Regions from separate parts of the Homo sapiens genome. Here region 1 is linked to region 2. A link is a loop called in an ENCODE intact Hi-C map of the cell type or tissue named here. Cell type or tissue: OCI-LY7. All regions are shown on one strand. Each heading gives the region's core, and the rest is flanking DNA. Links, peaks and the distances in the headings are about the cores only. Region 1 holds the start of LOC124901498. Region 2 has its middle 400 kb from the start of QKI.

Region 1 (5,375 bases), core at 218-5,217, 98 kb before region 2:
CCCCCTTACCTCCCACTTCCCTCCCTTCTTCTCCCTCCACGCTGCCCCTCACCCTGTTCTCTTCAGGCTGTCTGGCTGCCTGCGAGGGTCTCCCTGGGCACCCAGCTCCTCCACAGGAGGGTCCCAGGCCAGGCCTGCAGGGAGGCTGGGGCAGGTTCTCAGCTTGGCCTCGGGCTGACCCCACTTCTCAGATAGAGAAGCCCATATTTAGGGTATAATGGAGGAGTACGGGGAAAGGAATTAAGACACTGATGTGGGGATGGGAGGGCAGAGGGGAATGTCGGGGGGACAGCGGGGAGGGGAGGTTGATTACAGCCTCTCAGGATGATGTGGATGGGTGGGAGGGAGCAGCGACCATGGAGGCAGAGACAGTTGGGGGCACCTTAGAGGGAGGCGCAGAGGGGTGGTGACCTTGTCCCCGGAGGGACCTCCTCCTGGGCTCCATGCTCAAGAGTTGAGGTGGTGTGGGCTGAGGAGGCCAGAGGTCAAATGCATGGGAATCAGAAGTCTGGCTCCAGAGAATGAGAGCAGCGAGCCAGTAGGGCCAGGCTGCTTTAGGACCAAGGTGGCAGCCAGAGACAGTGGCAGTGGAGAGCCGGGAGGAGACTGACTCTAACAAGGGGAGGTTAGGAATTTCATCAGGGGCCAAATGGTTCGAATGTTTGTGTCACTCAAAAGTCCCAAGGGGATGGTCTTAGGAGGTGGGGCCCTTGGGAGGCGATGACGTCATAATGTGAAGCCCTTGTGAATGGGATTCCTGCCCTCGAAATGGAGGCCCGGAGAGCTCCCTCGCTCCTTCCACCACATGAGGACATAACCGGAAGGCACAGGCTGTGAATCAGGGAGCCCTCCCCAGACACAGGATCGCCTGGCACCTTGATCTTGGACTTCCCAGCCTCCAGAGTGTGAGGAATAAGCCGCCGGGTCTAAGGTGTTCTGTTAGAGCTGCCCAAACCAATGAAGCCAGGAGCCCTGGATTACAGCCTCTCCCTCCCCACCTGCCAGGGCACCCCTCTCTCTAACTTACCTGAACATGCCCCTGGGCCGCAGTGACTCTGGGGCCCCAGGAGACTCAGGAGAGGGCATGGTGGACACCCAGCAAGGCCAGCCCCCTCTTCCTTCATGAATTCTGTCACTCGCTAAGCGTAGCATTTACAGAACCATCAGAGACATTTAAGGTCCATAAAACTATGCGTTTATAGGGAGCATCTATGTGTGGAGTTAGCGTTTGCTGAAAGTCAACATGGTGTTTGTTGTCACTTTATAGGTTTTGCTTTGCAAACTTTTCCTTGGTTACTAAGCTTGCCATGTGGACAGGCCCAGCGGTGGCTGTGATCTTATGGGCATCCTGAACTGCGTCAAAGTGATTTCTAATGATGCTGTGAAAGTTAAAACAGATTAAAAGCCAGTGCACAGTGGTCTTCAATTTAGTATATGTTTACTTTACCAAGAAGATTCACAATTACAGAAAAAAAAAAAGAGTGCTACAATATTGGCGTGAGGGACCCTTGGTCACTTTGTTATTAGGCAATCACTGTTTTTGCTGCCCTCACCCAAACCTTCTGCATTTATCGAGTGCAGAAGGTTTGGGTGCCTTCTTGGTAGACTTGAGCCTTTTTTGGAGTTAAGGTCTTTGCTGGGACAGAAAGATACGGCAACAGTTGAGAATTTGGTGCTTCAGGATAGCTTGACGTCGGAAGCACTTTCAGGCACCATTCCTTCAGTTTTTGATCTCTTTAGTGAAAGATTGAATTAACTCTAATTATATTTTATCCATTGTAAATTTGCATTTGTCATTCATTGTTCTCACCTCCTAGTCTCTGCCTTGTCTCTCCCTCAGGGCAAAACTGATAAATGAAGAAGGAAACCAAGGCTCCTGCCACTGAGTGTGTGTCTCCAAAAAGCACAAAGATCTTCCAGCTGTTTACTAACGTGGTGCCTCTGTCTCCCGACCCCCCACCTGTCCCTTCAAGCATGGTCACCCACATGTGCTCAGAATTGGGCACCTAGTCAGCAGCTCCAGTGGCTTCCAGGACTCTCCTAAATTGACTTCTGACTTTTAGAAAAGGTGGAGTCCCCTTTTCTGCTGCTGCCCTGGAAGGTGCTGAAGCGGAGCTCAGACTTAGGCTGCAGGAATGAGCGAGGGGCCCCTAAGAGCCAGCTCTGGCATTTGTTGGGGAATGGGTCACTGGTCTCTAGCAGCAGGAATGGCAGTGATTCCTCAGCTCCTCTTGAGTGCTGACCAGGTGCTTGGTGCTCTTCCAGGCCCTTCATGTGAACTGGCGCCTCTCATCCTCACGTAGCACCGTGCCAGTGGTCATTTTGTTATCCTTGTTTATAAAGGTGAATGAGGCCAGGCGCAGTGGCTCACGCTTGTAATCCCAGCATTGTGGGAGGCCAAGGTGGGTGGATCACTTAAGGTCAGGAGTCCGAGACCAGCCTGGCCAACATGGTGAAACTGTCTCTACTAAAAAAAAATACTAAAAAACCTGTCTCTACTAGAAAAATATAAAAATTAGCCGGGTGTGGTGGTGCACACCTGTAATCCCAGCTACTTGGGAGGCTGAGACAGGAAGATCACTTGAGCTCGGGAGGTAGAGGTTGCAGTGAGCTGAGATTGCGCCATTGCACTCCAGGCTGGGCGACACAGAGAGACTCCGTCTCAAAAAAAAAAAAAAAGGGTGAATGAAACCTGGCACAGAAGTGACCTGCTCCAGGTCACAGAGCTGGTGAATGGTGCATCCTAGAGGTCATGGTCCTGGGGGTCCTGCTCTTAGACCCCTGCTGTGTGAGGCCTGCCCTCCTGCTTGTTGCCTCCTCTCCATTGTGGACCAGTTCCCTGTGGAAACCTCCCACTGGCTTCACATAGACTTAAGAGAAGCCCCTTCCCTTAGCCCCTGCCCCCACACCCTAGCCCTGGGCAGCCCCGTCCAGGCTCCCCACCCTCCTGCCCCAAACCTACCTTTGGAGATGGAGGGTCAGGCTGTGCTGTGCTGACAAATAACCTCCAAACCTTCACAGTTTAAAACAAAAATGTATTTTTGCTGGGACCAGAGCACAGGTCTCCTAACTCCAGGTGCAGTGTGGGCGGTCCAGAGGCTGTGCCCATGACAGGCCCTGCTGGGGCTGCCCAGGCTTTGGCTGCACCTGGGCCTTGGGCCCTTGGCAGAAGGCGGAAGGGGAAGTGGGCACCATTAGGGTTCATTGCTTAGAGTGAGTCACGTGGCCACGTCTGGCTTCCAAGAGGCAGTGCAGACAACCCTGTGATGGAAGTGGGCGGGCTGGGACCTGCTGGGGGTGTCTCTGTCACCAGATATGCTCTCACTCCTGAGGGTCCTGGTTCTGGTCACACCCTCTGTCAGGATGCAGGAACTGGTGTTTCATCCGGAGGCCAGGTAGAGGGTCCCCTCCTCTGTGACTGCCCTGACCAGACACCACGAAATAACCCCGTGATTGGCCACCATCACCTCACTCTATTCTTTCTGTCTGACATTGATTACTACCTGAAATCTTCTTTTTTTGCCTATCATTTATCTGTCAATCATCTGTTGTCTATGTATCATCTATTTATCATCTCTGTACATGTCTATCATTTATCTGTCAATCATCTGTCACATGTCATCTGTCATTTTTCTCTGTCACCTATCATCTGTCTGTTATACCATCTGTCACCTATCTGCGCATCTGTCAATCAGTCATCTATCTGTTTAATCTCTGATGGACGCTCCCTGGGACAGCCGTCTGGTCTGTTGCCCCCCACAGTGTCCCCAGGCTGGAGCCATGTCCACCACGTGGTAGGTGCTCAGTACTTACTTGCTGAATGAATATCTGACTGAGAGGCCTGTGTGTGGTTGTAACATGAAGAGGCCATGGGGCCAGGTCACAGTCAGCATTACCATCCCCTGCCTTCAGCCCTGCCTCCTGTGGGTGATGGCTGGGAGAGGCTTCTGTTTTGCGGTGGAGGCAGAGAAGCAGGGGTGGGATCTGGAGAGGGTGTAAATAGTGATTAGAAGGAATGTAGGCGTGCAGGGGAAATGAGAGCGTCTGGGTAGCTGTTCTCTCTTATTTCATGTTTGCAGGATACTTTCAGATTCCAGAAATTTTTGGTGGTGCCCTTCAAGAGTTTAAAAGTCTAAAATCACCACTCAACAAGTGAGCCTTGTACTGTTTTAGTAAAACTGTTGACCACCTGTATTCATTTCCTAGAGTTGCCATAACAAAGTACCAAAAAATGAGTGGCTTAAAACAACAGAAGCTGTGGAGGCCAGAAGTCCAAGCTCAAGTTGTGGGTGGGGCAGTGCTCCCTCTGAAACCTGTCAGGAGGATCCTTCATTGTCTCTTCCAGCTTCTGGTGGTTTCCAGCTTGGAGCTTCTCAGCTTGTGGGTGCATCATTCCGTCTCTGCCCCTGTCCTCACCCGGCTTTTCCCTGTGTGTCTTCACGTCTCCCCTCTGAGTACATCTGTCCCCATGTCTGTCTTCCTCTTTGTAGAAGGACGCCAATCATATTAGATTACGGCCCACCCTAGTCATCTCATCTTAATGGGGTTGTATCTGCAAAGACCCTGTTTTCAAGTAAGGTCACATTCATGGGTGCTACGGGTGGAGTCTTCTAGATGACTTTCAGGGGACATAATTCAGACCATGGCAACTGACCCCATCCCTGCATCTTCACAAGTCATGTTGCAACAAGCCCACTATTGTTCTTTGTCGAGGGGCCTGACCAGTGCCTCGAGTTGTGCCCTTGTTTCCTGGGCCCCTGGCTACTCAGTTCAGCTCCATCTGACTGATGCTGCCAAACAGTGGGTTTGCTCAGTTGAGTCGAATGACCCAAATCTGGGGCTACATGTGGTGGCTTATTTATCATATGCAGGTGCCATGCTTGAGAGCCGCTGGATGGTGAGAGGGGAACTAGAAGAAATGGTCTGTTATATTTTCTTTAAGTTAGGAAAGATCCCTGGTCTGCAGTCAGGAGAGCTGGTTTTAGCCTAGTTTTGCTGCTTGTTAACTATGTTGCATTGGAAAAGTTATTCTTTCACCCTGGGTTTCAGTTCCTTCATCTGTAAAACTAGGGGATAGAACCAGAAGACTCTAAGGTCAAGTCCAGCACCGTAACATCAACATATTTGTAAGTTTTGGAAAAGATGAGACAATTCCCAAAATCTCTTTGTCTAGGGGTGGTGGTGTTTGTGTGTGTTTGTTTTTAGCTTATGTGTTGGTTCATGGAGCCAGATAATCAAATGTGAATGATTTTTCAGTTCTTCACCTTGAATAATATATTTTCCCCAAGAAGCCAGCATGACTCTGCTGCTAATCAGGGTTTCCAAATCATTAATTAATTCATTAAATAATTCAGTCGAGGTCCAAATGCCAATCA
Region 2 (5,375 bases), core at 120-5,119:
AACTTGAGTGGGCTAAGGGTTGCCCACATAGCTGGTAAAACATGATTTCTAGGTGGGTCTGCAAGGATGTTTCCAAAAGAGATCAGCATTTGAATCAGTAGACTGAATAAAGACCACCCTCTTCAATGTGAAGGGCATCACACATTGCAAATGGCCTGGATAAAACGGGCCAGGCATTCCACTTGGCTGAGTTATACCACTGACTTCCTGGTTCTCCAGCTTGCAGTTGGGATATGGTGGGACTTCTCTGCCTCCACAATCATGTGGGCCAATTCCCCACAATAAATCCCCTCTTATATATATCCTCTAAATATATCCTATTGGTCCTTTCTCTCTGGAGAACCCTGACTAACACAGAGTGCTTGGCATATAGTAATGAGTGTGTGTGTGTGTTGTTATTTATATTGTTATTATTGTTTTTGTTACTGCATTTGTCTTTGCAACCCTTTTTCATGGGATTTCTTAGTACTAGAGTTTCAGTAGAACACACTTTTGGGAAAGGCTAACATATTCTCATCCTATGTTAGGAAGATTCATTGATTTATATTACATTAATGTGTAATAATTCACTGGGGCTTGTCTGACGTTTATCATTGTGTTATCTATAACAATGCAGTTTGTTAGGAAATCAATTTGACAAAACAAACTTCAAGGGGAATGCTTAATTTCAAGTGAACGAAGTCCTCAGAACACGCACAAGCACTTTTGAAGCACCGATTTATTTTCTTATAAGTGTTGATGAGCCAGTGACTTCTAAGAAGACCATCTTGGACCTGTTCCTGGCAACATTTTATGATTTTGTTTCATTTTATGTGTTTTCAATTAAAGACACTGCATTTGTCATCTTTCCTTGTCAGTCAGAACTAGTTGCTGATTAGTTAGATGCAGCACTCTAGAATGTTTCTTTGTACACTGACTTGTGTCAGTGACATATCACTGACATGTTTTTATTGATGTCCCCACCCAAATTTCATGTTGAACTGTAATCCCCAGTGTTGGAGGTGGGGCCTGGTGGGAGGTGTTTGGATCCTGGGAAATTTCGCCCTTGGTTGTGATGGTGAGTTCTTGTGAGATCTGGTTGTTGAAAAGGGAAGCAGCTCCTCCCCAACTCTTTCTCCTACTCCTGCCATGTAAGACACCTGTTCCCCCTTTGCCTTCTGTCATGAGTAAAAGCTCATGAGGCCTCCCCAGACGCAGAAGCCACTATGCTTCCTGTACAGCCTGCAGAATCACGAGCCAATTAAACCTCTCTTCTTTATAAATTACCCAGTCTTAGATATTTCTTTATAGCAATGCAAAAATGGACTAATACAGTCAGGATGAAATTCCATCATGGTTTTAGAGCTGATTTATCATGTTTATCAAGGTCCCTTTGGATTATTTCTGTGTTCTAAGATGTGGCGAGCTTATTGTCTTCTGTAAGCATGGTGGCTACCATCCATTCAGATAAGAGTTCGTGGTGAGAGTGATCAGTTGCCTTCCTTCCTTCACTCCACTGAATGTCATTACTTGCAGTATCCCTATGGTTTTACAGGAGGCTTAATTGTGCCTTAAAATTGCCTTTCCCTTTTGCTTCCAAAATTAACATCCTTACTGAAGCATGGGTAGATTGTGCCCCTTGCTTAACCAGTCTCTCTGAGGCCTGTCATTGTCAAAGAAGAAGCTAGAATGCATCTGTCAGGACTTTGTTACTTGCATTTACAAAGGAACTCTTATTTGGAATAAATTCTGAGCATCAGACTTTCATTGACGGGGCCGGGTGAGGTGGCTCATGCCTGTAATCCCAGCACTTTTGGAGGCCAAGGTGGGAAGATTGCTTGAGGTCAGGAGTTGAGACCAGCCTGGCCAACATGATGAAACGCTGTCTCTACTAAAAATACAAAAATAAGCCAGGTGTGGTGGCTCACAACTGTAATCCAGCTACTCGGGAGGCTGAGGCTGGAGAATTGTTGGGACTCGGGAGGCAGAGGTTGCAGTGAGCTGAGATCGCACCACTACACTCTGGCTTGGGCAACAAAGCGAGACTCCATCTCAAAAAACAAACAACAACAACAACAAAAAACACACAACCCCCCACCCCCCAAAAAAAACCCAAAAAACTTTCATTGACTGGTCTGCAGTTACCAAGGTAGTTCTCCGCCCCCACTTTCCTCCCTTCCCCACCACTTTCTCTTTCTTCTCTTTCTTCTTTTCTGTTTTCTTTCTACCCTCTCTTCCTTCCTTCCTTGCTACCTAACTTCCCTCCCTTTTCCTGTGAGTACTCTGTCTATTTCCAGCCCTCAGGGACTTTCCTTGTCTTCCATGTCAAGTATAACAGTGGCAGATCTTCAGTAGCTCTTGCCGATTTGCCAACAGGATGTGAAACTTTCTAGCTGGCCTCTGCTGTGCTCACCAACCTGGCCAGAAGGGACAGCTTTTTATACTCTGGGTTTATGTCTCGAAGCCCCAAGAAAAATTAGAAATTCATAAACACATGATAAGTAGAATTTTATCACTGATTTTTCTGTTGTCAAATTTGAACAACTGATTTAAAGTTCAGTTTATTATAGCTTGAGAGGAGTTGGAAAAGCATTCGAGACAAATATTTTTGGGCTCAGAACACGTGTGAGGTCACTTTGCCCTCGTAGAAGTCTCCTAGTGGTGATGTTGAATGGTGATACGAGATGGAAATCTGGAGTCTATTCCTGGAACCTCCTCTGACTCATCCCGTTATCCGGGGACGATTATTTCATCATTACTCTTGCATCTGAAGGATGTGGATGTATATTAATGCTCTAACCTTCACGCATCCTTGAATCCTGAGTAGTCTGCTGGAGTCTGTCCTGCAGCAGCTTCCTGGAAGAGTGGCCAGCCCGCTGCGTGGAGGGACTTGGAGGGGTCAAGGTCTCAGCAGCAGGGCCTGGGGTGACTGCAGAGGCCAGAGATGCTCTTCAGGCTGTGCCTGAGGCATGGAACGGTCTGCAATGCCTCCTGAGCTTAGGTCTGGGCATGTGCCAAGTGACTAATCGTATGATTTTTATAACAGTTTAGAGGTTCTAAGGACATATGCATGTTAAAACCTTTACAAGATAATAGTTTCCTTTGATTTAAAGAAATATTGGTGTGGGGGAGCTGGCAAGAGGGAGAGGAAGGAACCACAGAAGCCCTTTCTAGACAGACCATCAGTGACAGAAGACTAGTACACACGCTCAGATATTTGAGATCAGCCAAGCGAAGCATGACTGAATTTCCTGATGCAAAGTTCTGGTGTTTTGTTAGGGGTAGCTTTTTGCATTCGGTATGAGTCTGGCTGTGTTGAACCCTGCGGATGAGAATACTGGCAGTCACTGCAGAGGCAATGAGGAGAGGGCTCTTTGGAAACATTCAACATGTAAGGAATGTGGTCCCCCACTTCCGCAGGTCCCCCACATTCCTTCCAACATTTAAGTGGAAGGGGTGGGGACAGGCCAGTGGCCATTTGTCCTGTCGCATATGACCCTTTGACAGTGAGTGGCCTCTGTGTTATGTAGCATGTTTACAACTAAAACACTAAATGATGGTGATAGAAAATACCAGAATGTAATGTAACTTCAAGATATATGAGCAGACCGTACACCATTGATTCTATGGAATGAACAATCTTATGATGCTTAAAAAAAGTTCATGATTTTAAAATGGCTCTTTATCTTTCTATTTAATCTGTTTGATTAAAAATGAAAGAGAGGGATAAAATAACGATTTGTTATTTTTCTTGTATTTTGAGAAGAAATGATAGAGCATAAGTCTGGAACTGAATCCTTATTGAAGGGATAAGGAGAGAGGATTCATCTCCAGGGTCCAAGTACTTATTCTCAGCAAATGATGTATTATAATTAAGCACTAATCTAAGAGGACCTAGAGTTCACAATGATTTCCCCAATTAATTCTGATTAGCATGTGAAGACAATAAGGGCAGGAATCATTATCCCACTCACCCAGCACAGAGAGGCTGCTCTCCGCCCAAGTCACACAGTGTCACCCATGAACCTTCCCCAGGCTCTCTGTGCTGCCTCCTTCTCCAGCAGCCATCAGTGCTTGAAGAAATGCAAAGACTGGTGGTTCCCGCTTGGGGAAGTGGTTCACCTTGCACAAGGTGGATAGTAGAACTGAGAAATGGACAGTGCCAGAAATCCCTAGAAATCTTTGTTGTTCCTTCTTTCTGATGCCTTGTCTTGGAGGTTTAATAACAGTGGCTGATATTTGTTGAAGTCTCACTGTGTACAAGTGCTTGGAAACACACAGTATATACATCCAAGTCACATAGTCCTACGACACTGGCATTGAAAGTCCATGTGGTTGGTATACATCCTAGCAGGTACATGTGGGGACTAGGAAACAGACCACTTGGATTCAAATTCCAGCTCCATCATCTGTGAGCTGTGTGACCTTGGACATGTTTCTTAACCTCTCGGAGTCCTAGGTCCTCATCTCTAAAATGGGGATAATAGGAGTTTTCTGTCTCATAGGGCTGTTATAATGATAAAATTATATGACAAACATCAAGGGCTTAGCTTACTATTTGGCATTCAGTAACTGTTTCTAATATGAACTAATAGTATGCCTCTTACTGAGCTTCCAAGTATGAGTTCAGAGATGAACAAGACTGCAATTCTGGCACCCTGACAGCTCAGCCAGCTTCTCTTCTGGGGCGGGGAGGGGGGGCGGTTGTAGACTGGCCTCAGCTGATTTAAATTTGTTGCTCTGGGGTTTAACCTAGGTGGAGGCAGTTCTGTGAGCATTTTCCAACCATTTGAAGTGTCTAAGACATCTATAGGACACCTGGCAATAGATGAAGCTCACATGGTTTAGGACAAGTTGGGTGTGAGTTGGTATGGATTATATCTGGAGTGATCAACTTTTGCTGGAACTAGACCTGGTTTAGGAGCTTAGGATAAAGATGGACAAGGTGCCATTTATACAGACGTTGGCTTGCCACTGTCTGGGCCCATCAGTTCCACATGTGTGCATGTGATTTATAGGTCTGGAATGCAATCAGCGTTTGTTAGAGCAAATAACATCCATTTCAATTTCTGCTGTGGAATGACCTTCTGTTGTACTGACAGATGCTGCCCTGAGCCTGGGCTCATATATTTCCCAGGTACCCCTGGAAATTCATGCATCTTAACATTGATGACTGGGAATGTGTAAAAAGTGGACAGTAATGAATGTTCACAATGTACCTGTTTTATGGAGGCAATTTCTACTTTAGTTGAGTTACCTTCAGAGGCTTTTAAAGTTGAGCAAAAGTACAAAATCCTATGAGCTCTGAGACAAATAGGTGTACTAATCGTATTAGTCCATTTTCATGCTGCTGATAAAGACATACCTGAGACTGGAAAGAAAAAGAGGTTTAATTG

What was found. A loop is a pair of places that touch in the nucleus more often than their neighbours do. Peaks named below come from ENCODE experiments on the same cell type or tissue, not always from the same donor. Only the 100,000 strongest peaks of a DNase experiment are listed, where the experiment ranks them.
Region 1: it touches region 2 in a loop (4-fold over the local background); 2 of 110 quality-filtered maps call a loop at or near these places.

What each region holds. Positions count from the first base shown.
Region 1 is chr6:163,713,685-163,719,059 of GRCh38, forward strand. LOC124901498 reads right to left here and starts at 693. Exons shown (of 5, transcript XM_047419664.1): 1 at 383-693; 2 at 53-183. The coding sequence starts at 445. LOC105378104 (a long non-coding RNA gene) reads right to left here and starts at 3,258. Exons shown (of 2, transcript XR_943216.3): 1 at 2,963-3,258; 2 at 1,422-1,734. In OCI-LY7, for the core only: no CTCF peak of the experiment used is centred there; DNase peaks (open chromatin) are centred at 3,177 and 4,832; H3K4me3 peaks cover 646 bases.
Region 2 is chr6:163,811,958-163,817,332 of GRCh38, forward strand. No RefSeq gene overlaps it. Among named protein-coding and RNA genes, the nearest start is that of QKI, 400 kb to the left of the region's middle. RefSeq lists an enhancer at 3,073-3,122. In OCI-LY7, for the core only: no CTCF peak of the experiment used is centred there; DNase peaks (open chromatin) are centred at 2,354 and 3,204; H3K4me3 peaks cover 251 bases.